Linked DNA regions of Homo sapiens: regions 2, 3 and 4 are each linked to region 1. A link is a loop called in an ENCODE intact Hi-C map of the cell type or tissue named here. Cell type or tissue: Calu3. All regions are shown on one strand. Links, peaks and the distances in the headings refer to the core of each region. The heading gives the core; the rest is flanking DNA.

Region 1 (8,529 bases), core at 1,287-6,286:
TAACAAATAATTTTAAAGATATATGCTTTCATTTCCTATGGGATAATTCCAGGAGTAGAACATCTGCATCATATGGCAGATATACATTTAACTTAAAAAAAACAAACCTGTGAAACTGTGTTGCAAAGCAGTTGGGACATTTTAGCTCACCACTAGCAGTGTATGAGAATTTCACCTGCTCCAGGTTCTTAACAGCACTTATACTTTGGTTTTAGCTTTGTTATTTTAAATATGTAGTGTTAAAAAGTTGTGGTATTGTGCTTTTAATTTACCTTTCTGTAATGATGACAATGATGAACACCATTTCAGGTGCTTATTTGTCATCTGCATAACTGCTGCAATTGTCTGCTTAAACACTACGTGTGTATATATATATTGCATATATACAGATATATATATTTTGTCTGTGCCTTTGACACACTATACATATATATAAAGTTATATATATGTGTATATATACACACACATATATACACATGTATAATGTAGAGAGAGAGAGACAGAGTGGTCAACAGGCACAGACAAAATTAGCTCCCAACAAAGGCCTGCAAACCAAAAAACAGGAAAGCAGCAGCTTAGTTAACAGAAAACTTTTAGATAATAACTGTTCTACTTTAGCCAAACATACACACCAAAAACAAAAATAAAAATAAAAAGTGACCTCACCTTCCCTCTCACAAGCAAAGCCTAGTTGAAGATCGCAGATTATCCATTTGCCAAGCGCAATGAAGTGCCTCCAGTTACCTTGTAGGAGTGGTTTCAAAGGTCAGATAGGGAACCTAGACTTTCATTCCACCTTTGGATGGTATCAAAAGAGTCCTGGTAAAAGGTTATCATCAACCCCCAGTGGTAACAAGACCATCCCCTCTATGGTGTCAGTGAGGCCTTGTATAGAAACGGTAAGAAGACATTGCTGCGGCCAGGCGCGGTGGCTCATGCCTGTAATCCCAGCACTTTGGGAGGCCGAGGCGGGCAGATCATGAGGTCAGGAGATCGAGACCATAATGGCTAACACAGTGAAACCCCGTCTCTACAAAAATACAAAAAAATTAGCCGGGCATGATGGTGGGCACCTGTAGTCCCAGCTACTCAGAGGGCTGAGGCAGGAGAATGGCATGAACCAGGGAGGCGGAGCTTGCAGTGAGCCGAGAACGCACCACTGCACTCCAGCCTGGGCGACAGAGCGTGACTCTGTCTCAAAAAAAAAAAAAAAAAAAAAAGGTGGCATTGCTGCCTCTCTCAACCAGGTAGTACCAGTGGGAGCCTAGCGGAGAGCTGGAAAACCCAAGCCCCTCAGTATAAATGAGGAATGTCAACGTTGGCCCCATGGGGAACCTTAACTACCAAAACCATCTGCCAATAACAGTATGGTTCTCTTACTCCTTCTTCTGATTGATCAGTGTCACAGGGGACCAGCTATATCAGAAGATATAAATAAGATCAACAATATAATACTCACAATTTCCAGATTTCAAATAAAACTTTCTTATTATACGACATACCAAGAAAATCTCAACTTGAACAAGAAAAGATAATCACAGATGACAACACTGAGGTTATAGAGTTATAAAACTGCCTTTCAAGGGTGTCAAAGCATCTGTCATGTAACTGCCTACATAAGCAATCATAAGAATGCCTGAGATGAATTACAAAATAGAAGGTCTCAACAAAGAAACAGAAGATATAAACTATTAAATTGAAAATTTATAACTGAAAAATTTAGTATATTTTCTTAAATGAGTGGATTGGTTCAAAAACAAAATAAGGTATACAAAGGAAGGAATTAGTAAACTTAAGATAACAACTAAAATAGAAATTACCCAATATAAACAGCAATAAGAACCTAGACTAAAAAGTAACAATCTTAGGAACATTTTGGACTATAATTACGTATGTGACATTTGCATCACCACAGTCTTAGAAAAAGAGGAGAAAAGAGTGGAGCTGGAAAATGTTTCTGAGTAAATAATAGCCTAAACACTTCCACAAGTTGGCAACAGATATAATCCTATGAACTCAAGAAACTGAACAAATTCGAAATAAAATGATCAAATGCTGTCTTTTTGTCCTAAATAGCATGTTTGTTCCCCATGTTCCTTCTTTACATAGTGTTTCAATGTAGTGAGTATTACTGAAAAAGCTTAATAGGATAGAATGTTTCATAACCAGCTATATGGAATTTAAATAATTAATGTTATAGGAGATATTTTATGTTTAGGAAGTTTTAATTGCCTTTCCAAAATATAATTGTTATAATTTGTGTTGCAAAGAAAAAAATAGTTTCCATTCTCATTTAACTCTTAGCAATTTAAAATGTTTTATCAATTTAAGAAATGTTTTAGAAATCTTTTAATTCTCAGAAGTTGATTAGATACAAGTCTGATTATGTTTGATCCTGTTAGAGTGATGTGTTATCGAGTCTTATAGAGCTATTTCAGTTTACAGCAAAAAGCATTTGACCACAAAGCAAAGGTTCAGATAACACACTCTCAGTCTTTCTAATACATGCTCTCTCCTGTTAAATGCTTAATATTCCCAAAGGTAAATAGGAAGGCACTTTCTTCTGTATTTTCTGAAAGCAAACATTTTAGATCTTTAATCTTGGAGAAATTAAGCAATGATTTAACCTTCAAACTAAATACTATATAGCACAGACATTTGAAAATATAGCCTCAATGTGATTTTATCAGGATATTAGGTTTCATTATTTATAATGTTTGGAGATTAACTACGTTATATATAAAGGCCAATGAAATAAGCAAAGTTTGTACTGAAACCATTTGAAAGAAGGTTTTCTCCTAGATAAATTAACTGATTCTTTATCTTGATTAGGCTTCATTCTTTATTCCAACAGACACTTAAGTGGGTGAATCCTACAGACAATAAATTCACATTTTTCAATAAATTCAGTTTTTTTTAAAACTAATCTACTTCTCCAGATATCGATATCTGGTTTAGACTAGGTTTGATAAAATCCAAGAGAAATGTTGAGCCCTAAAACTTCAATTAAATAGACCTTTGAGACCAGAAACAACTTGACATTGAAACTTTTATTTGTCTGGGAAATTATACTTGAATATTTTCAAATGACTCTGCATTTTTTTTTTGTTCAGACAAATAAGAACCAAAAAACTGGGGGTATTTACATAAAAGAGTAGCATATTTGAATCAAATTTCTAAATCATTGTCAATCTGATTTTAAAAATTGTGTTGACACTGTGAAAAGGTCTGTTTTATTTGTACTTATCAGTTATGTTTAAATCTTATTTCCACAATACATACTTCAGTGATAATCTATGTCAATAAATTATTACAAGTGGAAAAAATACTTTATACAATTCAATAAAACCAGTGGTGTCTGGAAGAATGTAAATGATTAAGCCCATCAACTAACATTAAAGTATTTAGAACCAGCAAACCTTGGCAGAAAGAAGGTGTTGTGGGGAACTTTCAGAGAAGAATGTCTGTGAAAGTCCAACATGTCTAATTGCTTGGCAGAATATAGAGAGACAAAATCTCCTGAGAGGACAAAAATCTTCCTTTTGAAACTCCCAGTTGTGTATGCTCAGTGGGTTTTCGAGTGAATAAAGTAAGCTGGAAAGCACAAGAGGGCAGCCTGTGTCTACTAAACCTTGAATTCCAGAGCTATGTGTCAGAGACCCTAATCATATCATAGGAAAGTATGGCCCAGACATGGTGGCTCATGCTTAAAATCCCAGCTACTTGGGGAGACTAAAGTGAGAGAATCACTTCAGTTCAGAAATTTGAGACTAGCCTGGGATAAAAGACTATCCACTGGGTACAGTGTACACTGCTTGGGTGATGGTGCACCAAAATCTCAGAAATAAAAATAAAAAAGAAAGAAAGAAATGTTTGGAAGAAAATGTGTTTCAGGTCAAGGAGCTATATGCTACCTACAATCTCAGCTGCTACTTTTAGTAGAAATTCTACTGTTAGTAGAACTTCAGAAGAGTTGGAATTTGACAATGAGAAAATATATTCTGATATTACATACCAACTCATAAATTGAGGTCTCTAAATGCTGTGTATTAAAATTTTAATGCAATTCTATGCATACAAGAGATAAGATATTGGGAAGAGTGCAAATTGTAATATACATCAAACATTGCATTTTGAGTTACACTCTTGTTCTTGAGTGTCTGCTATCGAAGACACGAATGTTAGATCACAAATAAGAGGCAACAGAATTGACTGTGCTTTATTCATTTTCTAGCTGCAATGTTTTGGTCATGTTACTAAACATCTTTGAATTGTAGTTTTCCCACATAGAATAAATGTTATCATAATAGTTTCTATACAAGGTTAAGAATTAAATAAAATACTTTATATAAGAGAAAACAAGCAAGAAGCCAGCACATAAACTACAGTTACTGGTAATATAATTGATTATTAGTGATAATGTACACATGATGATTAATCTCAACATCACATAATTTACTCAGTATAGTTCTATCTCCTTTGTCATTGTTCATAGAGAAGCACATTTATGTGTTTGTCCCGTAGCTTATTTCTTCGTTATTTTTTACTCTTTTGACCCATTTTCTCTCCTGGTATGAAATCAAGATGGTGACTGATTTCTTAACATTTGCCTGTCTCTTGTTCTCCTACTTGGGTTTCTAGTTTTGAAATGCGTGTGAGTCCTTTTCAAAGTCTTTTTTTCCTAACATGGTATTGATATTTTGGATAAAGTTTGATCTGAATATTTGCTTCACATAGATGTCCTCTGAGTTTTTAAATAATCCCATCTAAAAAATTATGTATTATCCCTTCATACCATTAAGCTTTCATGCGCTGCCTTAAACAAGACTCTATCTGAACTCAGTTTGTAATTCATTTCCTCATTCCAATCAAGATTCCTGACTCTTAGTTTGAAAATGTTCTACGGAAAAATAGAATGTGTAATCTTTGGCAAATTTTGATCTTCTGGTGAATTTGTTGTAAGTGCAACAAAATCTGTATATATGTAATAATCCTAATAACTCTTTCTTTTATAAATAGGGTAGCAGAAATTCATCTGTAATTAAGGACTTTTACTATATTAAAAAGAGTAAGCTTTTTAATAAAAGAGGGGTAAGCTGGGATTGGTAAACATCTCTTGTCCACAATTCTGCCCCTTCTCTGTGCTTTCAGCAAGAGTGAACTCTGTTTAATGGATGCACTTGACAGTGGCAATCCATTATAAGTGCTTTAAAGGCAGACATAAGTAAAACAACCTAAACCACAACCATTGTTAATAATTGATGTTTATTCATCATTGGCAACTATTGATTATAGACTTAAAAAGAAGTTCTTTGTGTATTGATGTTGGACCCTTTACTCTGCTATACAGAAAACTGCAAGTGACTTGAACTTAAGGGAAGTGTGTTACAATTCTTAAAAAATTAAGTAGCCATTAAAGAAACAAGGTGCAGTGTTCCATGGCTTCCTGTGGAATAAAAACAGGTTGTCTTTGAAGAGATTCATGAGAGAATTCTCTTGAGTTTTTTTTTAAACAGCTATTACTAATAATGCGGTTATAATTGAGAACTGTTTATCCTAGAGATTTTAAAGATGTGCATCTTACATTTTATAATACATGTGTAAGTTGAAACTGAATTTTATCAATTGTTTGAAATACCAGACACGCTGTTGGAAATATGTCTAGTCCATTTGTTTTGCTCATGATTTCAAGCATCATTTCATTCTATGACATAACAGGGGCCTATAAATACACTAATGGAAGGGTGGAACTGGTATAATGTGGTTTTCATGCTTACTATGGCCTCTTGATTTGAGAAATTACACAAATGATGAGAGAAATGAGTCACAAGGAAGAACAAACTAGAACAAACAATACTTCCGTGCTATATGAAACCCTAATTTGAGGTGTAATTTGAACGATATAATTGCATTCTAATATTGGAGCTATCATTCATTAGCTTGGAACATTTGACTTGTCACAAAGCCTGTTGTTCCCCACATAAAAAATGAGGGAGGATAAAAATTATTTAACTCTCTAGCTGGATGTTGCAAATAGTAAACTGACAACATGTACATGGAATCAGATTAAAAAGTATGAAAATAAAAAAGGGTTAAGGATAGAGTCTAATTATTACTTTTCTAGACTTAAGATAGAGAGGATATGCTAAAGCCATCGCAAATATAGAAAAATTGGTTAGAAGCAATTATAAAAGTGGTTTTAGTATCATGTGAGTATAATCATTAGTAGTTTCAAATGTCAAGCTGTTGAGACAACGTTTTTGAAGAAATATAAAATAGAATATTTAAGACAAATTGTTTCATTGTCAATAACTTATCCTGTTGGGAACACAAGCAAAAGACTATTAAAATATGTATACCTTTCTATTATTGACTCTTACTTATTTCTATGAATGCATAAAATGTGTGCTCTCTTTATTTTTAATAATATTTTAACTTTTTTTAGGATCGGGGTACATGGCAAGTTTGTTATGTAGGTAAACTCATGCTGTCTTTTTAAAGTGAAAAATCTAGTGCCATACTCTATGTTCATAACATTAGCAAGTATGTATATCCACCACATATACATCTGCTAAGATATACATTTGTATATGGAAATACATTTTCTAGGCATAGTGGCAGATACCTGTAATGCGCTTTCATAGAACTGTAGTATGGTGAAAATTAATACAGTTTGAAATAAAAAAGATCACTATTCACATCCTAGCTCTGCTGTTTACTAACAGTTTAATTTTAGATGTTATTTATTATCACTAGTTGATGGTGATCTTATTGTTATGAATTTAAATAAAAGAATGGAAGTGAAAATATTTAGCATGCTTGTCATATAGTAATTGCTCAATAGAGATTAATATTCCTAGCAAGTCAACTCTATTTTCTTAAGACTTTCTATATGTAGCTGTGATATGGCAAACATTATAAACATTTAATAAACAAACTTTTATTGTAGTTTTTTAGAAATCTGTCCATATTTATTTCTCACAATAACCTTCAGAATGCTTTTATTTTTTTATATTATTTTATTTTATTTTTTGAGATGGAGTCTCGCTCTGTCACCCAGGCTGGGGTGCAGTGGTGCGATCTCGGCTCACTGCAAGCTCCGCCTCCTGGGTTCACCTCATTCTCCTGCCTCAGATTCCCGAGTAGCTGGGACTACAGGCGCCTTCCACCAAGCCCGGCTAATTTCTTTTTGTATTTTTAGTAGAGACGGGGTTTCACTGTGTTAGCCAGGATGGTCTTGATCTCCTGACCTCGTGATCCACCCGCCTCGGCTTCCCAAAGTGCTGGGATTACAGGCGTGAGCCACTGCACCCGGCCAGAATGCTTTTAAATACAAAAGACAACACAACTCTAGCTGACAAAGAACAGAAATAAATATTATTAGTTCAATAATTAAATGTCCAGAGACAGGGTGGGGTTTTGGCCTGGTTTGACCAGGAATCCAGTTTTATTTATTTATGATTTTCTTAGCTCTGCTCTTTTCTATTTGCCATTTTAGTTGAAATCTTGTCAGTAACATGGATAACTGACTGCTTTTATTTCAGCTTTCATGTTTGTACTTTACATCATTTAGACAGAGTTTCTGTATCTCAAATAATTATTAAGTTTTATACTAATGGGCCACCCCTGAAGAACAGAGAAATTCCATGTGGTTGGCCAATTCTTGAACTACTTGACTAAATCTCTGTTATAATGGAGATGTTAATGCTCATAATGGCTTAGAATCCAATACAGGAGCTGGTAGTAGTATAAATCCTATCCAAACCATATGCCTGCTCTATGATGGAATGGATGCTAAGCTAATAATCACAATGTTCCTGTGTTACTCTGTGGCACATGTACAAAAATATCTGTCAAGTTCCTTATTTGTAGTATCACAGTACAGGAGAGGAACTTGCAGATTATCAGTGGGCTTACTTTCCAAAGCTTATGAAGTTTGAATGACGACTTGTTCAAGACAATTTGAAATTTTTAGTAATGCTAATTCTGTTTGTTTTGCTTTGTTTTGTTTTGAGACGTCTCTCTGTCACCCAGGCTGGAGTGCAGGGGCTGGAGTGCAGTTGCACAATCTCGGCTCACTGCAACCTCCCCTTCCCGGGTTCAAGTGAAGGAATGCTGATTCTGTATTCATACTTCTGACTGCAAGGAGTTCCAACAATAGGAGTGATTGCTTACTTATTGACTCTGGACCACAGGGTTAATGAGAAGTACGGAGTTACTCTAAGGTATTCAGCAATTTATCTATCAAACATGATTTGCATGATAAATAAATAAAATAACTTATTATCACATGTGAATTAACATTAAAATATGTCCTCATTCTTGAAAAAACTGGGAGCTATTGCACTGCTACAGGCAGTGCACCACTTAAGATGAAATATGTTTGAAATGTTTATGGGGAACTAATTCTAATTCTTTTTTCATATACTTCTTAATAGTAAAAAATTAATATATACATTAAATTTTTAAACAAGTTATGATGAGTTTGCAGGTACTATAATTGTCAGCTACAATAACAAGTACAAACAA
Region 2 (8,529 bases), core at 1,793-6,792, 810 kb before region 1:
TTGAAGCATGCAATCTTCGTACCTACTCCCTGTTCCTACACCCCCTCCCCTTTTTAAAACACTTAATAAAAACTTGCTGGTTTGAGGCTCAGGTGGGCATCATGGTCCTACCAATATGTGATGTCACCCCCGGTGGCCCAGCTATAAAACTCCTCTCTTTGTACTGTCTCTCTTTATTTCTCAGCCAGCCAACACTCATGGAAAATAGAAAGAACCTACGTTGGGTGGGTTCCCTCAATAAATTTAGATGTCCTTTATATTTCTTTCTCTTGTCTGATTTCTCTGGCTAGGACTTCCAGTACTAAGTTCAGTAACAGTGGTAAAGTGGGCATCCTTGTTGTGTTTCAGATCTTACAGGAAAGGCTTTCAGTTTTTCCCCATTCAGTATGATACTAACTGTTGATCTGTCATACATGACAATACATATTGAGATATGTTCTTTCTATATAAAGTTTTTTTAGAGTCTTTATCATGAAGGAATATTGGTTTTTATCAAATGCTTTTCATAAATAATTAAAGTGATTTTTTTTTTTTAATTTTACTTTAAGTTCTGGGATACATGTGCAGAACATCCAGGTTTGTTAAATAGATATACGTGTACCATGGTGGTTTGCTGCACCTGTTGACCAATCCTCTGAGTTCTCTCCACTCACCCCCCACCTCCCAACAGGCCCTGGTGTGTGTCGTTCCCCTCCCTGTGTCCATGTGTTCTCAAAGTTCAACTCCCACTTATGAGTGAGAACATGCTGTATTTGGTTTTCTGTTACTATGTTAGTTTGCTAAGGATGATGGCTTCCAGCTTCATCCATATCCCAGCAAAGGACATGATCTCGTTCCTTTTTATGGCTGCATAGTCCATGGTGTATATGTACCACATTTTCTTTATCTAGTCTATCACTGATGAACATTTGGGTTGGTTCCATGTGTTTGCTATTGTAAATAGTGCTGCAGTAAACATAAATGTGCATGTGTCTTTATAGTAGAATGTTTTATATTCCTTTGGGTATTGACCCAGTAATGGGATTGCTGAGTCAAATGGTATTTCTAGTTCTAGATCCTTGAGGAATTGCCATACTCTCTTCCACAATGGTTGAACTAATTTACATTCCCACCAACAGTGGGTTTTTGGTCCTTCATTATATTTATATGATGTATCGGAATGATTGATTTGTGTATGTTGAACCATCCTTGCATGTCAGGGATAAATCCCACTTGGTCATGATGAATGATCTTTTCAGTGTGATGTTGAATTCAGTTTGCTAGTATTTTGTTGAGGATTTTTGCATCAATGTTTATCAGCCTGTAGTTTTCTTTTTTTGATGTGTCTTTGTCTAGTTTTGGTATCAGAATAATACTGGCCTCATAGAATGGTTGGAAATATTTCCTCCTCTTCAGTTTTTAAAATAGTTTGGGTGGTACTGGTATTATTTCTTCTTTAAATGTTTGGTAAAATTTAGCAGTGAAGGCATTGGGTTCTTGTCTTTTCTTTGCTGGCAGATGTGTTATTACAGCTTCAATCCTGCTTGTTACTGGTATGCTCAGGTTTTGGATTTTATCCTGGTTAAATCTTGGTAGGTTGTATGTGTCTAGGAATTTATTAATTTCTTCTATGTTTTCCAATCTATTGGCATGTAGCTCATAGTACCCTCTAATGATCCTTTACATTCCTGTGATATGAGTTGTAATGTCTTGTTTTTCCTCTCTGATTTTATCTATTTGGATCTTCTTTTATTCTTAGTCTGGCTAAAGGTTTGTCAAATTTGTATATATTTTCAAAAAATATGACTTTTCGTTTTGTTGATATTTTGTTTGTGTTCTTCATTCGAATTTCATTTATTTTTTGCTGTAATCACTATTATTTCTTTTCTTCTACTCATTTAGGGTTTGATTTGCTCTTGCTTTTCTAGTTCTTTGGATGTATTGTTAGATTGTTTATTGTTTTCTACTTTGTTGATGTAGGCTATTATAGCTGTAAACTTTTTTCTTAGAAGTGCTTTCACTGTATCCCAGAGGTTTTGGTATGTTGCATCTTCATTATCATTTGTTTCAAGAAATTTTTTTATTTCCTTCTTAATTTCATCATTGGCTAGCTAGTCATTCAGAAGCATATTGTTTAATTTCCATGTGTTTATACGGTTTTCAAAATTCCTCTTGTTATTGATTTCTAATTATATTCCATTGTACTCAGAGAAGATACTTGATACAATTTTAATTTTTTTTAATTTTGAAGACCTTTTTTATGGCCTAACATATGGTCTATCCTTGAGAATGATCCATGTGTTGAGGAGAAGAATGTGTATCCTACAGCTGATGGATAATATGTTCTGTAAATATTTATTAAATCCATTTGTTCTATAGTGTGAATTAAGTCTGATGTTTCTTTGTTGATTTTTTGTCTAAGTGATCTGTCCAATGCTGAAAGTGTAGTGCTTAAGTTTCTAGCTATTAGTATATTGGAGTCTATCTCTTTGTAGCTGCTCTAATGTTACTTGCTTTATATATCTGGGTGTTCCAGTGTTGGATGAATATATATTTACAGTTGTTATATTCTCTTACTGAAGTGTGTCATTATGTAATGACTGTCTTTGTCTCTTTTTATAGTTTTTGTATATAAATCTGCTTTGTCTGATATAAGTATAGCTACTCCTGCTCTTTTTATTTTTTCCATTTACATGAAATATATTTTTTCAAGTCTTTATTTTTTATCTATGTGCATCTTTATGGGTGAATTGTGTTTCTTGCAGGTAACAGACATTGGGTCTTCATTTTTTAATTCATTCACCCAATTTATGTCTTTTGATTGGAGTGTTTATTCCACTTGCATTCAATGTTATTATTGATAAGAACTTACTTCTGACATTTTATTTCTTTTCTGATTGTTTTGTGGTCTTCTCTTCCTTTTTTTCTTCCTTCCTGTCTTCCTTTCAGTGAGGATGATTTCCTCTGGTGGTGTTTTAATTTCTTGCTTTTTATTTTCTGTGGATCTGTTTTATGTTTTTTGATTTGAGGTTACTGTGAGTCTTATAAATAATGCCTTATAACCCATTATTTTAAACTGATGACAACTTAGCATCGATTGTATAAACAAACAAACAAGTGAAGAGAAAACTAAGTAAAATTCTACCCTTTAACTTCATCCCCCATTTTTTAACTTTTTGTTGTTCTATTTATATATTATTGTGCTGTCTATAATCTTGAAAAGTTGTTGTAGTAGTTATTACTTTTGTTGATTCATCATTAGTCTTTCTATTCAAAGTATAAGTAGCTTACATGCCACTATTACAGTGTCATAATTTTCTGTTTTTCTGTGTGCTTACTATTACTACTGAGTTTTATACCTTCGGAGAATTTATTTTTGCTCATAAATGTCCTTTTCATTCAGGTTGAAGCGTTCTCTTAAGCATTTTCTCCTAGGAACATCTGGCATTGATTAAATCATTCCGCTTTCATTTGTCTGGGAAAGTCTGTTTCTCCTTCATTTTTGAAGGGTATTTTTGCTATATATACTATACTATACTATACTATACTATACTATACTATACTATACTATAGGGTAAAAGGGTTTCTTTTTTTGTTTGTTTGTTTTTGTTTTTCCTTCAGCACTTTAAATATGTCATGCAACTCTCTCCTAGCTTGTAAGGTTTCCACTGAAAAGTCTGCTGTCAGACATATTGAAGTTCCATTGTATGTTATTTGCTTCTTTTCTCTTGCTGTATTTAGGATCCTTTCTTTATCCTTGACTTTTGAGAGTTTGATTACTAAATTTCTTGAGGTTGCCTTCTTTGGGCTAAATCTGCTTGGCGTTTTATAACTTTCAATCACAACGTCTATCTCTAGGTTTGGGAAGTACTCTATCATTATAACTTCAAATTAACTTTTTACCCCTATCTCTCTCTCTGCCTCCTCTTTAGGCCAATAACTCAATTTGCTTTAAGGCTATTTTCTAGAACCTGTAGGCATACTTCATTCTTTTTATTCTTTTTGTTTTGTCTCCTCTGATTGTGTATTTTCAAGTAAACTGTCTTAAAGCTCACTGATTTTTTCTTCTGCTTGATTAATTCTGCTGTTAAGAGACTCTGATGCATTTTTCAGTATGTCAATTGCATTTTTCACCTCTGGAATTTCTGCTTGATTTTTATTAATTATTTCACATTATATGTTAAATTTATCTGATAGATTCTGAATTCCTTCTCCATGTTATCTTGAATTTCATTAAGTTTCCTCAAAGCAGTTATTTTGAATTCTCTCTCTGAAAGGGTGCATATTTCTGTCTCTCCAGGACTGGTCCTACATGACTTATTTAGTTCATATGGTGAGGTCATGTTTTCCTTGATGGTCTTGATGCTTGTGGATGTTCATCGGTATCTGGGCATTGAAGAAGTAGATATTTATTGTAGTCTTCACAGTCTGGGCCTGTTTGTACCTACACTACTTGGGAAGGTTTTCCAGGTATTTGAAGGGACATGCATGTTTTTGTAATCTAAGTTTTTGTTCACTGCAGTCCTCTTTGCATTAGGGGGCACCCCAAACCCAGTAATGCTGTGGCTCTTGCAGATTCATAGAGGTACTGACTTGATGGTCTTTAATAAAATTCAGAAAAAGTCTCTGGTTTACCAAACAGAGACTCTTCTTCTCTTCTCTTATTTTCTCCCAAACAAACAGAGTCTATCTCTGTGTTGAGCTGCCTGGAACTGGGGAAGGGGTGACATAAATAGCCCTGTGACCACCACTCCTGGTTTGCACTGGATCAGACCTGAAGCCAGCATATCAGTAGGTCTCACCCAAGGTCCATAGTAACCACTGCCTAGCTGCTGCCTATGTTAGCTCATGGCCCTAGGGCTTTACAATCATTGGCAAACTCAGCCAGGCTTGTGTCCTTCCATTCAGGGTGGTGGGTACCTTTTGGCCCTGGGTGGAACCAGAGATGCTATTCAGGAGCTAGGGCCTGGAGTTGGAAACATTAGGAATCTAGTGATTGTGGCTGAGCTGGCACCTGAGCCACAAGATAAAGTCTTTCCAATCTTCCCTTGCCTTTCCACAAACAGAGAAGTCTCTCTCATGGCTACCACCACCCTAGGCCAATGGAGAGTACTGCCTGGCTATCATCAATGTTAACTCAAGGCCTAAGGGTTCTTTCCTCAGCTCATGGTGAATGTTTCCAGGCCTGTGACTCTCCCTTCAGGGAGGTGGGCCTCACTCTTCCCCACAGCAGGTCCAAAAATGCTGTCCAAGAGTCAAGACCTGACATTGGGTATCCCAAGAGCCCACTTGGTGCTCTATCCCACTGTGGCTGAGATGATATCAAAGCTTCAAGACAAAGTTCCCTTTATTCTTCCCTCTTCTTTTCTCAAGCAGAAAGAGTCTCTCCCTGTAGCCACCACACCTGGAAATGTGCTGGGTTACACCTGAAACCAGCAGGTCTCTGAGTCAAACCCAAGGCTCAAGGCAAGTACTGCCTGACTACTGCTACTGACTATTCACAGCTCAGGGTGTCATTTGTCTGCAGATAATGAATCTTCCCAGGACTAGGTTCTTCTCTTCAATGTAGCAAGTTTCCTTTTGGCCCAGACAGTGTCTTGAAATGTCATCTGAGAGATAAGGCCTGGAATGGGGACCTCTGTACTCTGTCTGGTGCCCTATCCTACAGTGGCTGAGCTGGTATTCAAGTTGCAAGACAAAGTCCTGTTTACTCTTTCCTAGGCTTTCATCTAGCAGAAGCAAGTCATCTCTCTTGGAGCTGTGAGGTCTGCTGTCTGGGTTTGCGGAGGGGTGGTGCAAACACTCCCTTAGCTACCGTAGCCGCTATCTCACTAGGTCATGCACCCCTTAAGTCCACTGGCTCCAAGCACAGCTGATTACTAGAACTTGCCCAGGAATTGCAGTCCTCATGGTCTAGACTGCCTTTCAGGTTTATTTAGAACCCTCGAGCACTTTAGCCTGCAATGGTGGGGCTTGCTGGAACTCAGGTTCCAGCAGCTGGGATGAACAATTCCCCTTCAGCTGGGGCTGGTCTAAATGCTCCCTCCATGGATGCTGGCTAAGTTCTGTCCTGTGTTGCTTTTTATTGTGACTGGGCAGCACTGAATTCCAATGCAAAGTCCCAGAATCACTGTGCTCTGTCTCCTCCAAGCACACAGATTTTTTTCTCCATGCCATGCAACCTCTGCTCAGGGGATGGGGGAGAAGTGGCATCAGCAATTCAAGACTGTCTTTTGTACCCTCTTCAGTGCCTCTTTCAGCGATATGAAGTTAAAACCAGGTACTTTGATCACTCACCTGATTTTTGATTCTTATCAAGGTGCTTTTTGTGAGGATAGTTGTTCAATTTGGTGGAACAAACTAGGAGGAGCATGATCAGTGGAGGCTTCTATTTGGCCATCTTGTTCTGTCTCCATCCTGCCATTTATTATTAAAGTCAGAACACAGATTAACAGAAATACTAGTAAAGAAAAAATACATATGCACATACCATTCAAACATTTCTGAACTCATCGACATATTTTTGCATATATACTTATTGTTCCCATAAAATAATTAACTGCAGAAACCATCCTTCATATAGCCTTACCTAGAATGGTTTTATGAAAGTGAATGCTTACTGAATTCAAGCTTAAAGAACATATCGTCCTGACTTACCAAAATTACATAGTGAAACTAGGAATAAAACCCAGGACCTAAACAACCTGCATTCCTTATATGTAATTTTGCATTAAATTAATTACAATACATTACAATAAAAATACCTATCCTGATTAGGAAAATATCAAGTGCCAATTCATATAAGCATATTGTCTTAGATTATGTTTGTGCATTCTTGTGTGAATTCACACATACAAGCCTGCACATATGCTTAGTGTTTATCAAGCAGATGAGGAAGAAAATAAGTGTGTGAATAGGTATGAATAAGACACAATTTTTGCCTTGAAAACTCTTGTTTATCTTAGAAGCAGTTAAATCAAGAAAACTTATTTTCACCTTTGCATAAGTGATTTTGCTTAATATATTCTTAAACGCTTTAACAGAGAAACTCATAATATAAAAAATCCAGTGGCCTTCAGTGCAACTCAGCAATACTCTCACCCATTCTCCGTTGACTTCCTACTAAATATCCCACCAAAGTAATTTCTAATTTCCTCTAATCTTCCCAGGTATCCTAATCTGCCCCTGCTTTTCTGTCCTACAAGCAGGTAACCCCTGTATTGATTTTATTGAGATTAAGGTCATCAGATAAGAACTCCCTCAACTATCTTTCCCTTCCACTGAAATTGTGAATTATCACACAGGCATTTCTACAGTTCATCTTGCTTAAGGAGGACTGTCTTTTCTGATCTAAACCACATTTCTTTCTGAGCTAAACTTTCTCCTTCTCAGTCTCCTGCTAGTTATTCTACATTTGATCCTCTCCATCTCTACATGATTTCTCTGCCTTTTGCTGCCCTGCTGTAAGTTCCAGAAGTCTAGCCTCTTCAAGCTACATCACTCAGACACTCGGGCCCTCTGGTTTTCAGTGGGATTTAGACAATGGCAGTAACTGGAAGAAATCAGAGTATGGGAGGCAAAAGAGATCAGGCTATTTATTTCTCCATCCCTATACTTTTCCTGCTTTGCTACAATTCTAGCTGATTCTGTATGTGGTTTCTGGCTCCTGTGAGTGATACCTCTTGCTCTGCTTCAGCTCTCAGTTGGACTTGACTGAATCATTCCTTCTCTTCTTGCCCCCTTATGCCTAGGAACTTAAGGGACTTCATGCTGTTACAAGTCCTTGGGTGCCTCTTCTACCCTTTTTTTATTCTCCTTCCCCTGTTCACACCCCTATGGACACTTCATTCCTTCCAAATAAATCCTTTTGAAAATGCCGTCTGTGTCCAACAGCTACCTTGACTGATCCAAACTTCTTTCATCCTCTCTGGATTCAAATTGCAACTCTTTTTCTCACAGTTGTATAGTTTTTGTTTCATTGATTTGTAAATGTATTCAAGTTTCCTCCGTATTGTGAAGCCCTCTCTCAACTCTGTTACAGTTTTAAGTTGTTGCTCTATGAAAGTTTTTAAATTCTTTCTTCAAAGTGTTGTCTACAGATATTAAAATATGGTATCTGTTCCACAAATATTTAAATATAATTATGCCTTATTTTTATTAATATGTAACAAAGCAAAGAAGACATAAATACCCAGCTTAACAGATTAATGGAGGATAATCACTCTGCAGTTCCCACTCAGATCAAGACATCAAATATATCAGCTCCCTAAAAGCTTCCTACACAGGCCTTCTTGGTCATAAATTTCTTCCTGCTTCCTGTCTTAATACCTATCCTGAATATCATAGTATTTACTTCCTTTCTTTAGAATAGTACTACCAAAACATACATCAGTAAAGAAAGGTTAATTTTGCTATTTTTAAATTTTATATAATGAAATCATACAGTATGTATCCTACTGTGTTGGCTTCTTTCCCTTAACCTTATGCTTTCTGGCCAGGCGCAGTGGCTTACGCCTGTAATCCTAGCCCTTTTGGGCCAAGGCAAGGGAT
Region 3 (8,529 bases), core at 2,177-7,176, 240 kb after region 1:
AATGTTGTATATAATCACTTGCATGTGAGCTTATACAAGCACTGAAAAGGGACCTATCCTATACTTTCTGATTTCATAAATGATTTAAAGAGGTCTATAAGTATTGATGACATCTCTTTTGATACTATAAACTAAAAGAATTATGAGGCTGTAAAATGGATTCCAAGTCAAGGCTAGGAAATTAAAGAGTCAGTGAAATGTATATGAGAATCTGTTTCCACCTGAGGGCAAAGAACAGAGGTGTTAAAACTGAAGAATGAAAGGTTACAAAGAATTCTCCTCTAACTTTGCTTCTATACCCTCACATATAAGCTGGATTACAGGACCATACCATACTTTACAACAGAGCACAGAGCAAGGAAAGAAGATATATTTGCGGTGAACAAAAAGAGACCAAGTGTTATTGTGTTTCATATTCTATAATGTTGTTTGGTGCAGAAAATAATCTTTCTGAAGTAAGATTCATACATGTTCATACTCTTCAAGACATGAATTCTATTGTAGTTCTCATCTCCGCTTTATGATTATATAGTAAATAGGTCAACAGATCTCAGCATTTCAACTCTGAATAAAAGTAAGATTGACTTGTGTCTCATTTATCTTTTTTTGCAAGAACAACAACCAGAAGCTACCATTAAGTCACAGCAGTGGCTTTTCTCATGGTTAATAGTGGAAAAATTTCCCCAACCTTTGGAAATATATTAAGTACTTTCTATGTGGCAATTAACTCTTATTTATGTATTTATTTATTTATTTTTGAGACGAAGTCTTGCTCAGCCACCCATGCTGAGTGCAGTGGCCTGATCTCGGCTCACTGCAACCACTGTCTCCCGGGTTCAAGTGATTCTCCTCTCTCAGCCTCCCAAGTAGCTGGGATTACAGGCATCCACCATCATGCCAGCTAATTTTTGTATTTTAGTAGATACGGGGTTTCACCATGTTGGCCAGGCTGGTCTTGAACTCCTGACCTTAGGTGATCTGCCCATCTCGGCCTCCCAAAGTGCTAGGATTACAGATGTGAGCCACCACGCCCGGCCTTAACTCTTATTATTTTCAGAGATATTCAGCAAACGAGAAGTGGCAAATAAGTTATAATATACAGACACCATCATAATTAGTTTCAGCTTTGCTCAAAAGCTATCTTTATTCTAGGTTTATACCTAAGTTTAAAGCTAATTAGGAATGACAAGAATAAAACTGTGATGAGCTTTTATGTACTTTCTCTGTACATATCAGTGTTTTCATAGTTAATTATTATTTATATCTAAGACACTCCATCCATTGATCAGTGAAATCAAATAATATTTTCTGAATTTTGTCATGGTATAGTATAATATTTAAGAGGATAAATGCTGGCATTACTTTGCCTGGTTTAAATCTCAGCACCATGATTTATTTACTGAGAGGCCATACTCAATTTACCTAATCTCCCTATTCTTAGGTTTACTCAATTTTCATTCCAGTATGCTAATGAGTACCTACCTCCTAAAAATTTTGCTAGAATTAAATTTCTAAAATTATATATAAGTCTTGAAGTTTGTTTTAAATATTCTGGAAGGTTTCTAACAATAATCTATATATGCAAATCTCTCCTACATGTATTGCTACACATTTAAGTATATACTATAAATATTTGCATGCATTCAATTATATACTGTAGACACCTTTGCATACCTATACACTACCAGTATCCATTCTTTTGCATATTTAACTATATAATGTAACAGAGATTAAGTGGCGTATACCTAAATCTCTCTTTAGAAGTGGAGTTGAAAAGACTAGAAATATAGCCAGGATTTTTATGGCTATGATAGATTTGTACTCAAAGACTTGATTTGTTTTTAAATTATTTAATTCCATTATAATAAACTCAAAATTTGAGTGTATTTAGTTATGGCCTTTTCCATTTTCCATGTGATAATCAACAACTGTGATAATCAACAACTGTGTATTTCTCTTTGAGAAACTGTGTTTCTCAAAGAGAGAAACAGCCTTTATGCAAAGGTGAAAAAAGTAGAGCAAATGGAAGATTTGAGACAGTTACTACATAGGAGATCTTTGTTCTCAAACAAATACATGTTAGGTGAGTCTTCAGATTTTAAAGAGGTCAATGTAGGCTGACAATTCGAAAAAAGATGAGATTATAAAGTAGAGAGTAAAATGTTCCATGGGGGAATAAATATGGGTAAGCAGTACAAAGATAAGAGAAAAACATAGGAGATTAAATCATTTTTGAATTGTCAAAATACATGATTTTATACAATAAAAAAAATAGATTCCTCATGACCAGAAAATAATTTTAACCAAAGAATGGCGATGAATAATCTCTTCAGCATATATAAGCTTCATGAATTTAAATATCTATACTTATGGCTGTATCTATTTATGGATGAAAAAAAGTAATATTGACTTGTCTTTCATTTATCTTTTTGCAAGAACACCATAGAGAAGCTGTCATTAAGTCTCAGCAGTAGCCTCTCTTTTGATTAATAATGGATAAATTAAAAAATCTAAAATATAATTTAGCAAATGTATAACTCATATAAATATATATTTACATAAAGAAGTTTATATATCTTATTTCTGTATCTTAATATGGAAATAAAGGCATCATTTAATATGCAAAAGTGGTTTTTAGAATAAGCATATGACATAATCCTTTTCTTTAAAAGTATTATCTTTAAAATTATTGAGTTGCATTTTTAGAGTAAAGCAAAAGGTTTTAATAAAGAGAAATGGTATGATAAAAATGGGTGATATGTTTCAAAGTGTGAAAATATTATAAAAAGAGGAAAATTGGAACTATCCAGACATATGATTTTTAAAAAGTTATTAGAAATTGATCATGTAGGAATTTTCAAGAATAAAAGAGTTGAAATTTTAAAAAAAGTTCTTTAGCACTAGGAAATGTTTTTTTTTTTTTAGATTTAAGATTCAACTGGGAATGAATGTAATGACTATTATTGGTGCTTTGTTGTTTTGTATGTGTATAGAATTTAATTTCAGTAGTTTAGCAATAAAAAATGGAATGTCTTGTTAGACTGTTATTTGATAATAGATCAATTTAGTTCAAGTCTTGGAAGATGCTCTTGCAAGATATTTATTAAACATCAAAAGTTATAGTCATTATCTTTCCATATTTCTAATGTGTTTCATTAACAAAAAATAAAATATTTTATATAACAGAATGCATGCATATATAAGTATGCAACATAATTTTTTGTTATTTTTCTTTTAAAATAAAAAGCCATTTTGATATATTTAGTAATCTGTATTTACTACCTTCACTGACTTGCCCTTTACCCACAACATATTGGCTTTTGATTCTATAATCTTAATAAAATAATATTGAGATGATATATATATCAGAAATAGCTCTAGGTACTGAGTAACAGTAGTAACAAATATAAACAAGACAAGACACAGTCTCACACAATTTTTATATCAACAGACAAAGATAAATAATATAAAAATAAGCAAAAGAATACACACAAAAAAACAAAGTACAGAACTAACAAAATAGTGTGGAATGATATGAAATAATTTTTAACAGTTTGAGCAGGCCTCTCTGAGGTTGTGATATTCTAATTTTCTTCAGAGAAGCTAAAAGCTGTATTATTATGTGAAACCTGTCGAATTTAAAATGTTGTGAGCTAAGTAGAATGTTTCAAAGACACCATGAAGGACAGTACTTTATAGGACAAATGAAACAAATTTGTGGGCATCTCCAACCTGTGAGCCACTCTTTTTTGTTTTTACTCACTACTCCAAACACTTCTTTTGGAATGATAGATTATTTTATTTATATTATCTAAATCTGTAATTCTTCCCTCTACCCCTCTTAATCTATACATTATAATTGTCAAATAACTAATATAAATATGACCCAGATACTGCATCTATAATCAAATACTATATTTCTCTATAGTTAATTTAATATGTCAAATATCTAGTTCATTCTTGTCAGTTTGGTACAAACCAGTGGCTGAGAGAACAAACGTCAAAGCCAGTTTGTTTGAATAATGATTCTGCCAACTACTAGCTGAGTCAACTTGGCCAAGTCATTTAACCTTTTTGTGCCTCAGTTTTCTCTTATGTAAAATGCATATATCTGTCAGGGTCCAATCAAGAGACAGGATCCACATAGTGATTTGAAAAGGGGCTATTTAACATAAAGAATTATGAACCATACACAATTACTTATAAAGGGTAAATACCCTAGGGCTGAGGAGCATACCTAAAGAATGAATTAACTTGTAAGGGGTCCACACTCCCTACAGTTGTGATTCAGAACTCATTAGAGAAGATGGGGCTATAGCCAAATGGATTGTGAAGTTCACTGGGTAGTCCTGGGACAGAGTTGGTCACATTATCTAGGCAGAGGCTGGTGGGTGGAGAATTGTGTCCAGATTCAACAAACAAGCAATAACTCTTTGAAGTATGGGCAGGCTGAGATTGGGAGGTCTACCTTGGGGGCATCTTGGAGTCTCACTGGGAATCTTCCTGTGGGGTTGCAGCTGAAACTCAATGCCAGAGAATTCCACTGGATGCTCACAGAAACCACTGGTAGTCATGCCATAAAAGCAACAAAGGATGGAGAAGCAGAGGAAGCAGGGGAAGGAGTAGGAGGAGGAAGAGAAGGAGAAGGAGGAACAAGAGGAAGAGAAGATAAAGAAGGAGCAGGATAAATGAGAGGAAAACACCAGGATTGAGAAGAGAAGCTCCTTCTTCCTATAATGTCTGTCCATTGCCACCTACTGGCAATGCTTAATATTGTTCCAACTGCAAAGGAGAAATATTCAGAGCCCATCAACAATTTCCACAGAGCAGAAAGGAAGGTTGAATTTGGACGTAAGAAGCAATAAATTGATAATTGGCACATTCGTTTTCAGGAGATTCTGTAACAAACTACCAAAAACTGGTTTGCTGAAAACAGTAGAAATCATTCTTTCACAGTTCTGTGGGCCAGAAACACAAAATCAAGGTGCTGCAGTTTCTTGGGGAGTTTCTAGGGGAGAATTGTTCCTTGTCTTTTCCAGATTCTGGTGGCCATCAGCATTTCATGTGACTACCTCACTCCAATCTCTGCCTCTGTCTTCCTATGGCTTTTTCTTCTGCTATCTCATGTAAGGGCATGTTTAGGACCAATCTGTGTAATCTAAGATAGTCTCATCTCAAAATATTTAACGTAGTAAAATCTGAGAAGACCTCTCTTCCAAAAAGAAAATCACATTCCTAGGTTTCCAGGGCTAGGATATGGACATATCTACTTGGGGGCCACCATGGAGCCCTCTAAATTGGAGATGATAATGACAGTGTTTAATTTATAGGTTTCTCAGTAGTGATACATGAATTAATATATGTAAAATACTCGTATGGTTCCTCACATAGACTCTACAAGTATCATCATCACCACCATTGTCGTCACCATCATCATCAACACCGTCACCATCCTCATGGTGATTGTTCCATCCCGCTATCTCTTAATCCTTCTCCAACTCCCCACTCTTCTCTTTCCCTTATAGACAGAATAATACACTTAGAAATTATACCTTGACTCTTTATCAGATAAGTGACTTTTTCTCTAATTTTTAAAATGGAGATCTTTAATTTCACTTAAATTATATGCCAGATGATCTTACCCTGTTTAAAGATAAATAAGTCTCATAGAAGTTACATAACTTATTCAATGTCACTTGACAAATGGTGATGACGCCATTCAGTTTATAGAGTTTGTGGTACAGTAAGTAATTACTGTTACCATTACTAATAATACATGTACTACTACTACTATTACTATTATTATCATCTTTATGAATACTATCACTATCTACCTTTTTTAAAAAAGCACACAGTAAGATTTCTCTGTTTCTCTCATTTCCTGCACTCTCTCTTTTAAATAATTAGCTATTTTTGGAAGTCTATCAATTTGAAACACACACACACACACACACACACACACACACACACTTTCCTGAATTGGCTTTCTCTGCTAATTTTCTCTTCAATTGCCATTATCATTTTGTACCCTTTTTAATTTAATAACCTTTTCATTGATCTTCCTCATATTTTTGTCTCCCTTTCTTAATCTTTCTTCAACATAGTGAAAAATATGTTTATGCAACATACATCTAGTGTTACCCTCATGCTTTAAAGTACTTTCATGAGTTTTATGGTTCTTTAGTATCTGGAGCCAAAATACTTTTTAGCTTTCTCTTCCATCTACATAAACTACGCTGCTCCCACAAAGTACTGTTAGTGATTTCTCTCAAAATATTATAAACTCCATATATTTGTTCACAGAATCTTCCTTTTCGTACTATTTAAAATTCAAATCCAGCTCAAATATCACCTCTCCTGTAAAATCCCACTCCAAGTCTCAAAGATAAAATAACTTATATCTTCCATGTTGAAACCAAATGTGAGTTTGGATTTTACCATAGGGAACACCCTATCAAATGGACCATACCATGAGACATCTAGTTTCTCTCCTCTGGAGAGTGTCTGGATAGTTATCTTCAATCTTCTGTAAGAATGTCTTCTGTTGTCAAATGACTAGATGACAAAGATGAATTTTTTAAATTAAGGGTCCATATTTTATAAATATTTATATGATTTATTAGATTTTACAACATTGTTCCCTTGCCTTTTTACCTCATAGTACCCAAAACTCCCAAATAAAAGATATCAGATTATTATTTTTTTAAATATTTACCAGGAATATAGTCTAATTCCATTATTTGAAGTTACTTTGCAGTGCTCATAGTTATTAATGCCCACTATTTTTTTCAATTGACCTGCTATCAAGTAAGTAATTTGTTTGCTAAAAAAATTTGAGCCCTCACTATGTGTCATGCAATATAATAATAACTGGATATACTAAAATAATATTTTATAATGATTTGATTTATCAAAATTAAACTAAAAGGATAAATGTCACTCAAGCAGTTGCATATCATGCCTAAGATCCAAATATCACATTTTGATATTTTGACTTTAGCTTTTATTTCAATTTTAATTTATCTAACAGTTTTCCAGTAAGATGCTGATTTCCATTATTTAAAGACTTAAATGTTAGATCTAAAACCATAAAAACTCTAGAAGAAAACCTAGGCAATACCATTCAGGACATAGGCATGGGCAAGGACTTCATGACTAAAACACTAAAAGCAATGGCAACAAAGGCCAAAACTGACGAATGGGATCTAATTAAACTAAAGAGCTTCTGCACAGCAAAAGAAACTACCATCAGAGTGAACAGGCAACCTGCAGAATGGGAGAAAATTTTTACAATCCACCCGTCTGACAAAGGGCTAATATCCAGAATCTACAAAGAACTTAAATTTACAATAAGAAAATCAACCCCATCAAAAAAAAGTGGGCAAAGGATATGAACAGACACTTCTCAAAAGAAGACATTTATGCAGCCAACAGACACATGAAAAAATGCTCATCATCACTGGCCATCAGAGAAATGCAAATCAAAACCACAATAAGATACTATCTCACACCAGTTAGAATGGTGATCATTAAAAAGTCAGGAAACAACAGGTGCTGGAGAGGATGTAGAGAAATAGGAATACTTTTACACTGTTGGTGGGACTGTAAACTAGTTCAACCATTGTGGAAGACAGTGTTGCCATTCCTCAAGGATCTAGAACTAGAAATACCATTTGACCCAGCCATCCCATTACTGGGTATATACCCAAAGAATTGTAAATCATGCTGCTCTAAAGACACATGCACACATATGTTTATTGAGGCACTATTCACAATAGTAAAGACTTGGAACCAACCCAAATGTCGATCATAGACTGGATTAAGAAAATGTGGCACATACATACCATGGAATACTATGCAGCCATAAAAAAGGATGAGTTGTCCTTTGTAGGGACATGGATGAAGCTGGACATCATCATTCTGAACAAACTATTGCAAGGACAAAAAAACAAATACCGCATGTTCTCACTCATAGGTGGGAATTGAACAATGAGAACACTTGGACACAGACTGGTGAACATCATACACTGGGGCCTGTTGTGGGGTGGGAGTGGGGGGGCGGGATAGCATTAGGAGATATACCTAATGTAAATGACGAGTTAATGGGTGCAGCACACCAACATGGCACATGTATACATATGTAACAAACCTGCATGTTGTGCACATGTACCCTAGAACTTAAAGTATAATAATAAAAAAAATTTTTCTTCCTCTTTTTCTTTCCAACGATTTATGTTATATTTGTTTGTTTCTTTTCCTGTCAGTCGATACAATTCTAATCCAACCAAAATATATTAGGTTCTTACTATGTATCAGAGATTGTGCAAGGTGCTTTCTCAGGCAGCATTTTATTTAACCTCCACAACAAACCTATGAAAGAAGATACTATTTTTCTTTTGACAACAAATTATCATAAAGATTAAGTAATTCTCAAAGTCATACAATGATTAAAATTATAGAGGTAATATAAAAACAAAGCAATATGATTTTTTCCATCATTTATAATTTTTCCATTTTATTCTCATGCTT
Region 4 (8,529 bases), core at 1,414-6,413, 150 kb before region 1:
GACATAGAGCCTTACAGAAAACCTAGGCAATACCATTCAGGACATAGGCATGGGCAAGGTTGTTTTAAAATCAGTATAGTCACATTAATTTTTTAAAAAGAACTTTCTTTCTTGTCTATTCTTCAGAAATATTAAATGAACTTAAAAAAATAAAAGTTATAAAACTCTATATATATGAATCAAATTTTAAAAGACTTTTAAAAATTATATTTAAAAATTCTGAGTGCCAACCAAGAATTCTCAGTGCTAACCAAGGCCAAGGCCTTTAGATTAATTCACTGAATTTTAAAACAAAAAACATTTTTTTGAGCTACTTGGTATGTGGGGAGGAAGGGCTCCTTGGAAGGGTCAAAATATTTAAAGCATTGGGAGTTAAACATTTTTAAAAATTTCTTTTAATTTTCATTTTACCTTTATACAAATACCTATATAAGATTCAATAGATGGTACAAGACCTTATAATCTGAGTCATTAAATGCTTGTTTTACAAAGCCTCTCAAATGAACAACCTTATTCATATTAAAAGTTCCTCTAAATGTCACTGCAATTCCAAATTGCCCTTGGTGAAATTATACCAGTTAGAGAGATTTACATATGAGTTAAGATTGCAATATGAGGCAAGAAAGAAACACGTTTTCAGTCTGGAGGGAACACAGATTTAAAAGGCTCCATGAGAACTGCGAATATCAGTAAGGATTATACTCATGAAAACATGTGTCTCCAGAACATGACCATAGACTAGTAATTACCAATTTGTGGCCCAAAAGAAACCTCTAGCTCTGGCACATGGAATTAAATGAAATGTTTCAGAGGAACACAAAGGCAATACTAAGAAATATTCTTAGAAGGTTTTGAACAGGTGAACTGACATAAAATTTGTCCAAAGAACATGGTGGAACATGAAATTTTGAAGCAGTCAGGTGCTGTTTTAGCTTGGAGGCCAATTTACCTTACCTTTTATCTGTCTTCTTCCCTTCGTTACCGGTGGAGGGTGACCAGGTTCTTGGCATTTTGGACAAAGAATTGGACAAAACACACAAAGCAATGAGGAAAAGCACAATTTTTTTTAAACAAAAGTACACTCCACAGAGTGGGAGCAGGCTGGGACAAGTGGCTCAAGAGCACTAGTTACAGAATTTTCTGGGGTTTAAATACCCTCTAGAGGTTTCCCATTGGTTACTTGGTTTATACCTTATATAAATGAAACAATGGCCTGCAACCAGTCTGATTGGTTGTGGAATGTGACCAATGAGAGGCAGAAGTGAAATTATTAATACAAAGTTACACATAAAAACTTGGTCTGCAACCAATCTGAATAGTTGCAAGAGGAGACCAATCAGAGGTACTTTCATTTTTCATCTGTAATAAGAAAAAGGGGTGGGGATTGCAAAGAGAGTAGCCGCTGATCATTTTGTTACTTGGGGGTGGAGACATGGTGTTTTCCTTTTAACTCAGTTCTAGGAAGTCAATGTGAATCGGCCTTAGGTTCCCTCTGCCTCCAGACCCTATTCTCCTGCCTCACCTTTAAACTTCATTTTATAAACCAAGTGTCAGCAAACTACAGTAATGGAGGCTAAATCCAGACCAAGACCTATTTGTGTAAATAAAGTTTTACTGCAACACAGATTTATTCATTCATTTACATATTTATGGATGTTTTACTGCTACAATAGAGTTGAGTAGTTACAACAGAAATGGTCTGGTCCACAGAGCTTAAAACATTTACTATCGGACTGTTTACACAAGCATATTTGCTGAAGCTTTTTAGACATAGAGCCTTACAGACAATCAATTGGCAGAGAAGATGGTTAATGGCAAAGGAATGCTTTGGAAAATCATCACAAAGAAATTGTGTACAAATTTGACCAAGTGACCAAGAAGTCTGGGACATTCTTTTCTCAGGATAAAGAAGTAAACCTAATATTGAGGACTCTGTGAAACAGTTGGAGCTCAGATTCAGTGTAAAACTTAACTACATAGTCATGGGCAGGGTGGCCTTCAGCAGGGGGCAATGTCACATGTCTCAGTTGTACACACTATTACAGAATTGAGGTCCCTGTAGATATCAGTAAGGAACTTGACAAATCTCATTGAGGATTCTGCTTGTTAAGCTTTAACAGACTAAGACCATTAGGGACACTCTGCTGTTAGGTTTATTAGCTTGTTACAGGAAAAGAAAATGCAAATGATGGGGAACCACGAAGATTCTCAAAATGGAGAATCAGGGAAGGTCATTTATAGCATTTTGGATACTGGAGGTTATTTATAGCATTTTGGATACTGGAATTAGTCATCAGATGGTCTTCATAGGGATTGATATGATTTTGTAAAATAAGCTGCTGGAAGATCAGTGGTCTTATCTTTAAAATATATGTGTCTTGGAGTTACTGTTAGATCAGTTGATCTGTGCTTTAGCTTAGAACATAGGGTCTGAATAAACCCGTTAAACAGGTTTGAGCTTAGGTAGTTTGTCTTGTGTGTCATGCTTTGGTACAATTTATTTGTTTTGTGAGTCCTAATATAGTTTTGAAAATATAGTTTCTGTTTCAAGGCTCAGAGTAAGAGCATGCATTGGAATAATAACAAACACATTCAGGCTGGTGAGAAGAAAATGCACCTGAGGATGGATAGGTACAGCTTCCATTTGTATTTTTCTTAAATTGGTACAGCTTAGTCTATATTTTTTGTAAGATGCCCCTCCCACCTTTTCTACCAGTAACCACTAATAGGAATTAAGAGTGGAGTGACCAAAGACTAGATACTCCTGCCAAGATCCCTCCCTTTTTCTTCACATTTGACATTTTCAGCTTTATCCCAGTACCTTCTGCTTTAAATTCTAGGGGGATTCTCAATGTTCCTTTTAGCCTGTCATCTTCACATAAGCATTTCTTGTATTCTATTTGTATAGCCCTTATCATCTGACATAATATATATTTCATTTATTTCTTTAAGTATTGGTGTCTTCTGTGGTAGGCAGGGTTCTAAAGATGCCTGCTCCCAAGATTTCTGTCTGCAGGACACCCAACCAAACATGAACCTAGGTACTTCTGTGAAGGGATTTTACAAATGTAATAAAAGTCCCAAGTCAGTTGACTTTCAGATAACAGAGATTATCCATCTAGATGGGACTGACTCAATCAGATGAGCCTTTTAAAAACATAATTTCCTCTGGTTGACAGCAGAAAAGAATGTCAGAGATACCTGAAGCATGAGAAGAATTGGATGTGTCACTGCTGGTTTTGAAAATAGAATGGGTCATGTACAAGTAACAGCTACAAAGAGCTGAGAGTGACCTTTGGTTGACATCCAACCAGAAAATGAAGACTTCACTCTACAACTGCAAGGAAATGAATTCTTCCAACTGCTGGAATGACCTTGGAAGCAGATTTTTCTCCAGAGACTCCAGTTAAGAGCCTAGCCCTGTTGGCAACTTGGTTTCATTCTTGTGAGAAGTTAAGCAGAGACTCAGGCAAAACCAGTCTGACTTCTGACCTATGAAATTGAAGTAATAAGTTGGCAGTGTGTTAAGATGTTATGTAGGTAGGGATTTTTCCCATTTTGTTTACTATTAAGCCCTTAGTTCCTAGAACTGGACTTGATATTTAAGAAGCATTTCAGAAATAATTCCAATTAATCTACTTGGCTAAACACCATGAAGAGTGTGATACTGTTTAATCCTATATACAACCCCTAGATATTTAACTGTAAATTCTGTTGGGTAAAAGATGAAGGGTTTAAACTTTGAAGAATCAAGCTAAAAGTTTTCAATAATTTCTGATAAAATTTTCTTAAAATTAGAAAAGGCATCAATGATATACTTACAAGTGTTTAAATCATTTTTTAATGAATTGATTACCAGACACTAAATATCTAATGTAATGTATGTTTTCTTGTACTTTATGTGACACAAATTAATTTTCAATAGAGGCAGGAAACCTATCTCTAAGGTAATTAGTCATGGTCAAGTCTTAATTATCTTCTTAAATAGGAAAACAGTAGGCATATAAAGATATCTATTATGATATTTTTAAGTGGTAATTTCTTTTATTTTGTAATATTCTTTCTACTAAAATAGAAACATTTGATGATACAGATTTCAACACAAGGACTTTGAAATGATACTCACTTTTGAACACCTTCAACCTTTCTTGTACTGTACATTCTTTCCAAACCCTACAAGGTGCTTGTATCTCTATTTTCTACATGAGGAAAGTGAGACACAGAGATATTCAGCAACTAGCTCAAGGTCAGAAAACTTGAATTGGTAAGTCTAAGATTTCAGCACAGGTGGCTGCATATCTAAAGTTCCATGCTTGTCCCATTCCGTCACACTGTCAATCAGTGAATCTTTTGTTGATTAAATGCATCTATAATTATTATTAATATATAAATGAATATCCATATTTGAATATCTATACAGTGTTCATAACAGAGCTTTATTGAATATGAACAAGATATGATTATTATTTCCCCAGACAAAAATTTTATATTGGGATCTGTTAAGAATAACCGGTTTATGTCAATGATGACAGCAAGAGTCTTTTGCAAAACATATGCAAAAGCAACTTTGATTTACAAAATTAATGAATAACCTTCTTTTAACTAATTATCAATTAACTGACATTTCTTTTCCTGCCTTCCTGCCAGCCTTCCTTCCTTTCTTCCTTTTCTTTTCTTTTTTCTTTCTACATACATTTATTCAGAGTACACTGAGTTACCTGAATTAGGCTCTAGGCTAAATTAAATATGAGAAATTTGTCTTTCATATTTTGGGAGCTTTGAGAGAAGGATTCAAGGTGATATATTGATGGGGAGCTGAGATTGTAAGATGAGAGATGAGTAGGTGGTAGTCTTATGAGGGGCCACTTAAAGAAAGAAAGACAGCAAAAAGATAGGAATATTCCAGACTGAAATAAAGCAACTAAAATGGAGAGCTTGTAGTTTTATTTTGATATTGCTGTTTTGTCTTGTTTTATTTTATTGCAGGAACTGAAAGAGGTGTAGTGCTATTGGATAATAGAGTACATTGTCGTGGTAAGGGAGGATATGGACAGAGAGATTTAAAAAGACGAGATTTGTGTTTGCAATGCCTCCTAGGTCACATTAACAAAGTTGAAATTTATGTGTTGCCACTGAAGGGAATGCAATAAATAGGTGTTATATTTGTTCATTCACTCATTCAAATATATGCATTCAAGGCTTGCTTAGTGTACTATGTGCCAGGTGCTGGTGCATTGGTTAGAAGTTACAGACAGCAGTGAATTTCTCTTTGTCAGGGGCCTTTCCTTCATGGAGCTTATTATCTGGATTGATGGTTTTGAAAGGTCATTTTGGTGTAACATAAATAATAAATTGTAGCAAAGCAAGACCAGATAGAAGGAACTGGAGTAGGAAGCAAACAGAGATGATCGTCTGAGCTAGGGACTCAGGATCTAGCAACAAGGATGTCATTGGTGACAGACAAGAGGATATATTGGGGTAGGAGGCATTTAGATCCAACTTCTTTTTGTAAAGGAAGGAGAGGGTGAAGGGCAGGTACTGTCTATGCTTGTCACTGTATTTTCAGTCCTTGACTACTAATTTAACCTTGACTCTAAAATCACAACATTTGAGAAGTCATTGATTCCAAGCATTCTTGATTTTTAAGAATGTTCTATATCTGTTTAACTCAATAATGGGTGTTGAATTGATGAATTCAGGCCCCTTTTCCCAATATTTTAAATTCATGAATAAATATTATTATTTGGGTAATGAATACCTTGACTTCTTGGACGTTTTCTTTTAATCATTACAGGAATACAGTCATGTTCAATTAAATAGTACATTACATGGTAATGAGTTGTTAGTCACTCCTCCTTTACCACAAATATCTACTAACCTCCTCACAAATTTACATGATCTTTGCCCAAATTGACTGTACTACCACTGCAGTAGCTATTTGTGCATTTATCTTTTGTACTGTGCAACTAATTCTTATATAGACAAATTTGCTCTATACTTGATATGTAAGTACTGGCTCCCCTCACCGTATCTTAAACAAAAGTGTTCAAATATATGTTGTTTGAATTTTCTTCCATACCCTTGAAATAAAAAAGTAAATAAATTCACTCCTTTTTTTCTTAGTATTTAAAATTATATAACTTTATAGAGTTTATGTTTTTAAAATTATATTTTTGGTTTTAGAAAAGTAAATGTCTTCAACAATTTAATAATTTTCTGAATATTAAGGGTAGAATATACTTATAATTTGAAAAGCAATTTATTCATTCACCACACCCTTTAAATAAAAGCATAGGTCCTCTATTTATAACCTCTACTTTAAGGCCCCTCATTTTTTCAAAAAAGATGATAATTGGAGATATGAAAGGTTGTGAGTTTGTATTTTGGAACTGACAGATTCTACTCTTACATTGCTGATAATTTTTAGCATCTCAATGGTTAATTTCTTATTAGCCATAAGATAGCTTATTCATATATTTGATGGAAATCATAGGGATAAACTTGGACATATTCGTGTTTAGCTTTGCATCTGTTAAATTTATTTGTTTTAGTTTGCCTATTTTTTCATCTCAAGTATTATACATTCAATATTTGGTAACACTGTATTATAAATCATGTAGAATAAGTTTGGCAGTTTTAGAGAACAATGTGGAGAATTATTTCTTCAAATGGTCATAGTCTTTTAATAGTCTTGACCAACTTGGCAACATAGCAAGACACTGTGTATGTACATGATGATGATGATAATAATAATAATAATGAAAGCTGGGCATGGTGGTGCTTGCTTGTAGTCCCAGCTACTCAGAAGGCTGAGGTGGGAGGATCACTTGAGCATAGTAATTCAAGGCTGCATTGAACAATGATCATGCCACTGCACTCCATCCTGGGCAACAGAGAGAGAACCTATCTCTCAATAAACAAACAAACAAACAAACAAACAAGTATCATTCATTTTTTGCATTTCATTTTATGTTAGATATTTCAGTATCCTTAAATGTTTATGGCCTCAGTATGCAAACAATTAACATAAACTGATAGGTATCTTAAATGAACAAGCATTTTAAGTTCCTAATAAAAACAAATAAGCATTTAGAACTATTCCTATTTAAGTAAGCCCTCAAAAAACCTAGCCTTTACTATTATAATTTTTATATTGCCTTTAACAGATGAAGGGCAAAGTTAGTGAAATAAGTCAAAGCTTTACATTGGAAAATTTATGAACACATTATAGATACTAAAGGGTAGAGAGGGAATAAAGGTTTTGTTGTTGTTGTTTTGTTTTGTTTTGTTTTTACCTGGAAGGTACTTTTATATGTTCCTCTGGTATTATTTCTATGATAAAAATCTTCCTAGTAAAATATTTTTCTAGTAAAAGGTTTCTATATAATTCAGCCAGGCTTGCCTTACAATTTGTTAAGAGGTGCCTTATGAATGAAACCTATAATTGGTGCCTGTAGTTTATGTCAAAGCCTAATACTTTTTTATTACATAGAAGATTTTAAACATTAATTATATCTATTAAAATGTATTATTTTCCTGCTCAAAAAATTATTTCTGCTTTTAATATCCAAACATGATTGGTCAATGGCATTTCTCCAAAGAAATTGACAGTAGGATTTAAAATTCTATTTCATTTTTTTCCTTATAAAATCTTAATTATATTCTTTTGGTTTTATGAAGGTGGACTATAAAATTGAATGATAAATAAGAAAATTTCACCCTGAGGTATAAAAACTGATATGGAAAAAACAGGTTTTGTTAACTATTCAAACATTATTACTCTACTCTCTACTGCAGACTCTTGAACATAGAGGGTGCTGTTACATTAATGAAGATCATCTTTTCATGCAATGTGGTTCGTAGCTTCTTTTAATGGTAAAACCATTAGTTTCAAGGTATTAAATGACTGCTATTTGTTAGTCATTGTTTTTCTTTATCTCAGTAAGTATCTTTTTCAGAATGCCTAAATGAGGTCTTTTCCATAGGCTTTCATTTGAGATAAGTAAAGATGTGAAAGTGAATGCATGGAAATATTTATGGAAAATATTAGCTTATATGTTAAATACCTCATGAAGTTTCCTAACAGCACCACTCTTAATTTTTAACACATATAATAATATTTCATAAAAAATTCAGTATGAATCACTAAACATTAAATATTAAAAATGATGGAAAGACCAATAACTTTCTTCAGCATTCTGGAAAGGCACACATTTTGTCATATTTATGCTCTAGCATAATGCATATGCAGACTATTATGTTTTGTCTGAGTGATATGCAATAATTCTAGCAACACATAAAGTCGTCCCAGCTAGTTGTCATGTTAATCATTCCTAGAAAAATTATGTTGTTGAAAATATTTTGGTTGTTAAATTGCATTGTTCTTTAATTTTTATCTAGCTGTCTTGAAAACACAGGCAGTATCTAATCCACTAATAGGTCGGGTTACAATTTTTTCTAAAGTGAGATAAATCAGAAGAGAGATACAAAATTCTTAGTTTGGAATAGTATTCACTCTTTTTCTCCCAG

What was found. A loop is a pair of places that touch in the nucleus more often than their neighbours do. Peaks named below come from ENCODE experiments on the same cell type or tissue, not always from the same donor. Only the 100,000 strongest peaks of a DNase experiment are listed, where the experiment ranks them.
Region 2: a loop joins it to region 1, with 2.7 times the contacts of the local background. A loop is called at or near these places in 2 of 110 quality-filtered maps.
Region 3: it touches region 1 in a loop (7-fold over the local background); 10 of 110 quality-filtered maps call a loop at or near these places.
Region 4: it touches region 1 in a loop (2.6-fold over the local background); 5 of 110 quality-filtered maps call a loop at or near these places.

The regions. Positions count from the first base shown.
Region 1 is chr12:60,253,660-60,262,188 of GRCh38, forward strand. It overlaps LOC124903071 (a long non-coding RNA gene), which reads left to right and starts at 8,046. Exons shown (of 2, transcript XR_007063566.1): 1 at 8,046-8,225. In Calu3, for the core only: no CTCF peak of the experiment used is centred there; a DNase peak (open chromatin) is centred at 3,632.
Region 2 is chr12:59,440,608-59,449,136 of GRCh38, forward strand. No RefSeq gene overlaps it. Among named protein-coding and RNA genes, the nearest start is that of LINC02448, 79 kb to the right of the region's middle. In Calu3, for the core only: no CTCF peak of the experiment used is centred there; a DNase peak (open chromatin) is centred at 4,514.
Region 3 is chr12:60,489,697-60,498,225 of GRCh38, forward strand. No RefSeq gene overlaps it. Among named protein-coding and RNA genes, the nearest start is that of SLC16A7, 900 kb to the left of the region's middle. In Calu3, for the core only: a CTCF peak has its summit at 4,742 (motif pointing left); no DNase peak of the experiment used is centred there.
Region 4 is chr12:60,098,585-60,107,113 of GRCh38, forward strand. No RefSeq gene overlaps it. Among named protein-coding and RNA genes, the nearest start is that of SLC16A7, 510 kb to the left of the region's middle. In Calu3, for the core only: no CTCF peak of the experiment used is centred there; no DNase peak of the experiment used is centred there.